Regions from separate parts of the Mus musculus genome. Here region 1 is linked to region 2. The links are chromatin loops, found by intact Hi-C in ENCODE. Cell type or tissue: heart. All regions are shown on one strand. Links, peaks and the distances in the headings refer to the core of each region. The heading gives the core; the rest is flanking DNA.

What was found. Peaks named below come from ENCODE experiments on the same cell type or tissue, not always from the same donor. Only the 100,000 strongest peaks of a DNase experiment are listed, where the experiment ranks them.
Region 1: it touches region 2 in a loop (4-fold over the local background); 9 of 42 quality-filtered maps call a loop at or near these places.

Annotation. Positions count from the first base shown.
Region 1 is chr9:64,810,133-64,813,039 of GRCm38, forward strand. Dennd4a (DENN/MADD domain containing 4A) reads left to right here and starts at 879. Exons shown (of 35, transcript NM_001162917.1): 1 at 879-888; 2 at 1,208-1,454. Gm36459 (a long non-coding RNA gene) reads right to left here and starts at 1,283. Exons shown (of 3, transcript XR_379559.2): 1 at 1,195-1,283; 2 at 814-970. In heart, for the core only: a CTCF peak has its summit at 1,610; a DNase peak (open chromatin) is centred at 1,279; H3K4me3 peaks cover 2,230 bases; H3K27ac peaks cover 1,823 bases.
Region 2 is chr9:64,735,018-64,737,924 of GRCm38, forward strand. Rab11a (RAB11A, member RAS oncogene family) reads right to left here and starts at 2,739. Exons shown (of 5, transcript NM_017382.5): 1 at 2,567-2,739. The coding sequence starts at 2,606. In heart, for the core only: CTCF peaks have their summits at 1,671 and 2,639; a DNase peak (open chromatin) is centred at 1,744; H3K4me3 peaks cover 1,853 bases; H3K27ac peaks cover 1,779 bases.

The DNA of each region.
Region 1 (2,907 bases), core at 101-2,600, 75 kb after region 2:
CAGTTCTAAAAGCCAAGCTCCTCCCTATTGCAGGTTCTCTGCATGATCTTTTTGCTTTACTCAATTCTCTGGGGCCTTTCTTCCATTACTGGCTTCTTCCTGCACTTCAGAGAGGCACAGCCTTGATCACTCTGGTTTCAAAAACCACCCTGTTATCTGCTACCTAGAATTCTTCCTAGAACTTTTATGTTTCTTCTCCAAGCATTAAATATATTTGGTTGTTGTTGTTGTTGTTGTTGTTGTTGAGCTTCTCCCACTAGACCTCAACTCCCTCAAAGCAGACCTTTTCTGGTTCCCTGACTGTTGTGTGTCAGCCCTGCTGGGTTTTCCAACAATATTGTCTGGATGAATGAGTCCAAGAGAAGGAGTGGAGGTATAAAATAAAACTGTAATCTCGGTTGGCAATAAAGATGAAGCCTGTTTTGCATAGATTAACTTCAACCTAGAGGAATTTTTTTTTAAAAGGTCCTATTTCTTCCTTCATTTGTTCATAGAATTCCAGCTAACATTATTCAATACTTTTTAGGCATACACTTTACATTTCTGAGTAACTCTGTAGAGGTAATCAACCTTTATTATCCACATTTTTCAAAGGCATCTTGCCAATAGCCATTAACAGTAGACCTGCAGTCTAGTTTAAGTAGGCCATATCCAATTAATCAATGTAATGGACACCCTTTCAATCAACAATAGCTGTTTTATCAACGCGCTTTTCAGAGAACCCCTCTGAATTCCCCCTTTTCCCTGACCTCTGTCTCGGGACTGAAAGCTACTGGTGGTTGCTAACCGCTTAGGGGGTTTTCTGCAGAATACCAGTGACTTTGGTGGGCGGATCTCAGCTCAGACCACTGCACCAAGCAGCAGTGCCGGGAAGGAAGAAGCAGGTCTGTTGGCCATAGCTGGATGCTTGTGAAAGAGGAAGGTACAGTGCGCCTTGTTCTTACTCGCCAGGGGCTCGGAATCTCCCAACCTGAAGGGGAACCACGACGCGTTTCCCCAGCTACACTCGCCGTCACCAGCCAGCCCGGCCCCACCCCGCCCACAGCCCCACCCAGCGGCCCGCCCACTTGCGGGACCCTTGTTAGTCCCCTCCCCCCACGACCCACCCCCTAGCTCGGCCCATTCCTGCCCCTCGGGTCAGATTCGGCCTGTGATTGGTTTTTGTTGCCATAGTCCCCGCCCCCATGTCTTTACCGTCACTCCCAAGATGGCGCCGGCCGCGGCGGGTTCGGCGGCTGGTGCTGAGGAAGGAGGCGGAGGCTTTGGCGACCGCGCGGGGAGGGGGAGTCCCGTCTGACTGAGACGGCTGGGCGGAGCGCCGGGCCGGGAGATGAGCTAAGCTGGCTGCAAGCGCCGCGACATTCAGCCCCCTCGTGTCCCGCCCGCCGCGCATGAGGGGATCAGACTCTGCATCTCAGGCTCTTCCCGGTGCTCGCGCGGGGGCCGGCGGGGAGGTGAGTGGCGGGGGCGGCGGCGTGGGCATCGGTGGCATAGGGAGCTGTCACGGCCCTGAGGAGGTGACTGGCAGGGGGACGCCGAGCCGGGTGATAGGACTTGGAGGGCCGCTAGGCGCGGGCAGCTGCTAGGAGGGGCTCTGGCCGTCCCGGAGGATGGCGAGATGCTGTCGATGGCGTTCGCGCGCCTCCGTGTGGGAACGAGCGCGGGACACCGGGGGGGTCCCTCCGGACTGGCCATTTGGTGCTGGCCTGGGGCTGTTGTTGTTGGGGTGATGGGGCGGGGGCGGACGGTGGGGAGGTCCTGAAGCTGGGATTTTGACAAGCTCGTTACGTAAGGTTGCTTCCCGGAATCCCACCTGCTCTGGGTTTCAAACCCGCGGCGGGGGCTGCTTTCCCGCGGCTGTTCAGTCCAGATGCCGGGGCCCGGCTGGGGCTCAGGTTCCACGTGAGCCCGGCCAGCGTCCAAGTTGACCAGTGTGTGTGTGTGTGTGTGTGTGTGTGTGTGTGTGTGTGTGTGTGTGTGTGTCTGTGCACACGCGCGCGCAATTCTTGGTCATCACCACTCCTTTTGAAGTTTATCTCTTTCTAGAGGGGAAAGACGAAGGAGGGGGCAGGGGGAGAAGGGGCAAAAAAGCTTGTGACCTAGAATTGGGTCGCAGCGACATCTCTTTTATGGTGCTTTTAAATGACAGGACGTAAAGGGAAACTTGGATGTTGCTGCTCCAGTGTGCTTTTCCTTCAGACGAATGGTTGGCCTCAGAGCGGTAGAGACGGTTTTTATTTGTCTTATAGGACAGTTATTTCTTGTTTGCAAAACAGGACAGGCATCAGTCAACAGGCTTGTATTTATCTGAGGGGAAAGTGGGTGTCAGCCAGCCAGAGAGACATGGGAGGGCAGGAATTGTGTCACTCTGTGAGTATATTGTTCTTTTAAGTGTGTTAGATATGAATGAAAAGGGTAGCCCAAAAGTAAAATAAACAATATTACATTATCACAAGATTATCTTTAGTGTATATACAGCCTTAATCTGTTTTCTGCCCACCCATTGTACCTCCTCTTTCCTTGGAGGAAGGGGGTGGAGACACCTGTAAACATCGTAGCCCAGGTTACACTAAGTTATTGTGGTGCATTTGAGATTACTATAAAGAGGAGTCTCAGGGGGAACCCAAGATTAGTTTATAAGTAAGGATTCTTGGGCAAATTGATCAGTTTATATTTACAGTAGTTCTGAGATACAGCTTCTGAAAAAAAAAAAGGAATAGAATTTCTGATCTGAGCCCTAATTGAACTTAAAATTGTACTTGATTTCTTTTATGGGGCTTTGTTTTGTTTGGGCGAGACGTAATAATCGTTTGAGGCAGCTTTTTATTTTTACAAACTCCCTTTGAACTGCAGCTCCCAGCAAGAGTCTAGAATAACATATAGTTACCACCATCATTCTATATGTGT
Region 2 (2,907 bases), core at 173-2,672:
GGGAATGATGCTTGCTTACCACGCCTGATGACATGAATTTGATCCCTGAGACTGTCGGGGTGGAAGAAAAGAACTGACTCCCAAAATTTGTTCTCTTACCCTCAACATGTGCTATAGTACACACTAGCATACACAAGTCAGTAAATACAATTTTTTAAAAACTTTAGGAGCCGGGCATGGTGGCACATGCCTTTAATCCCAGCACTTGGGAGGCAGAGGCAGGCGGATTTCTGAGTTCGAGGCCAGCCTGGTCTACAAAGTGAGTTCCAGGACAGCCAGAGCCATACAGAGAAACCCTGTCTCGAAAAAACCAAAAAATAAAAAATAAAAATAAAAAAATTTTAAAAGATTTATAGCTCAAAAGTCGGACAAGAACTATAACTTCATTTATAACCACTGAGTCCTCACAAGAGCTAAGTTTTATAATCTCACTCCCCAAAAAGTATCACAGTATTTCCTTTACTGAGGAAACTGAGGCTCAAAAAAGTTGAGCTGGGAGAAATAGTATAATTATATCATAATCTCAAAAAGTAAAAAAATACAAAAAAAAGTTAACTTTTCCAAGGTTACAAGGCAAAGAAACATAAAACCCCCATGTTTTCTCATTGATCAGAGGATGGTCTAATCTAAAAATTAAACTTTAATTCCTTCGGCCAATCTAGGATAAATTAACATTCTTAGAAAAAATAAAGTTTTCTATAACCAACATTCACATTCCAAACCAAATAAGAGAAATAACTTCAAAAGGTACCACCATTACAAAGTACTTAAAAATAAAACTCCCTTGATTGACTAAACCTTAGGATTTAGGTAATTTCAAATAATCTCAAATGCCTTAAATAAACATCCTAGGTCTCCTATTTGTTTTTATTTTTTTTTAATTTTATCTTATTTTATTTTATTTTTTGAGACAGGGACTCACTATGTAACCTGGTTATCCTGGAACTCACTCTGTAGACCAGGCTGGACTGGAACTGCCTGCCTCTTCCTCCCAAATGCCGGGATTTTAAAAGCCTATACCGCCAAGGCCTGCTTTCCTAGTAGTATTTTTAAGGTTTGGTGCCTTCTTATCTATACATTACTTTCCAATATGGTAGTAAGGGTAACACTGAAGGTACTTACTCTATAAATAGAATATTCGGAGTAACTTTTGATAAGGGTGTACTAGCAGCTAATATGTCAAGACTTGTAAAGAATTTGGAAATGTTTCCTGCTTCTTCACTTAGTCCAATCACTCTTAGCACCCAATGGCAAAGCCAGGAACACTCACCATGCTTAACACTCTTGAAACTCCACCCTCCCCAGAAAAGCTTTAAAAGCAAGGGCTTCTTCCTCACTGGCAATGATCTTTGTTCAACAAATTACTGATGGCTGCCCTTCTAATTCAGGAGCAGAGCAAGGCTACGAAAGTGAGAGCGCATTCATGAACAAAAAAAGCGTTCACTGTACTCTCTCGTCACTGAGAACTGTATCCTTTCACTTCAGCTTCTTCGCGGACTCAACCCATAAGCAAGTCTCTATTTACATTCTTCCCTGTTCTGTCCACCGGCTCCACATTTCCCCCCATCCTGTAATAAATTCTTGATTTCACTAAAAGGGCACGCTAGCACTATAACCCTCTCTCACTGTTTGGGAAAGGTATGTGACCAACCAGGGTTCTTCCCTTCCTGTCGGATCCTCCCAGTATTGCAGCAGGAAGCAACCAGTCCACAGTGATAAGCTCGCTAGTATTTGTGCAGCGCACAACCTTTCCTGTTCGGGAACTGGGCCTTCAGGTCTGGCAGGGATAACAGCCACCACCCATCCGCAGCCCCTTCTCGAAAGCCAAGTAAAAGGAGTTATCCCGGTCTGGTTGTAGCTAGGCAGGGACAGAGATGAAAAGGGGGGGAAAAAAAAAAAAAAAGAAAAACGCGAGGTGGGAAGTCATCTGCTTGCCTGGACACTGCGACAAGTGCATGAACGCCAGGAGTGATGGACAGCCCCTCTTGCCCTCCCCTTCTCTCCCTCCCACCAGCCAGGTCGCTCCGGAGTGCTAAACATTAGTTGCCCGTCTGTGGGGAGGGAGGGGACAGTCCGCGGGTACTGACCTCGAGGTCTGCGGGGATGGGGGTGGGGGCCCGGGGACGGGCGAATCTGGCCGAAGCCCAGGAAAAGGCTCACGAGGAGGGAAGGGAAGAAAAGGGAAACGAACAGAAAAGAGAAAAAGCAACACCCCCGCCCCCCGAGCCAGTGGGTGTCCCGATATGGGTGCTCAGCCCAGGCAGGGGCCTGTCAGAGGGGGGACGTGAGACGAGCAGCAGCATCCAAGAGGAGGGGCTCGAGACGCCCAGGGAAGGAACTGCACGGCCGTGAGGGACGCAGCCATCGGGGAGGACATACAGAGAGGGGCGCCGCGGCTCGTCAGGCCTCCCAAGGGCGCGGGAACCCGGACGAGCGGCGGGACCCCCGACGGGGCGGCAGGAAGGAAGCGCCGAGGCGGACTCCGACCAGGGCAGGGCTGGCCCTGCGCGGGTCCCCCGGGAGTGTCTCGGGCCCCAAATGGGCTCTCGCTGGCCCACGGCCTCACCTTTAAAGAGGTAGTCGTACTCGTCGTCGCGGGTGCCCATGGCGCGGCCGAGGAGCTGAGGGGCGGGAGCGGCGGTGGCAACGGCGGCGGGACCAGGGGGCGTCGCTGCAGGGGTAACCCGAGCGAGCGAGGAGCTTCAGCTGCCGGACCCGGTGACGAGCCCCGCCCTGTATGCGTCACTTCCGGAAGGCCCCAGCCCCTCGCAGAAAGTACTTCCGGAGAGATGGCACCCCGCCCATAAGCTAGGCAGGGTGGAATGCGCAGGAGTGGACACCACATTCTCACCCGGCTTTGGGAAGGCATACAGGAAAAACAATCCTAAAATGGTCCTTGGAGCCTTT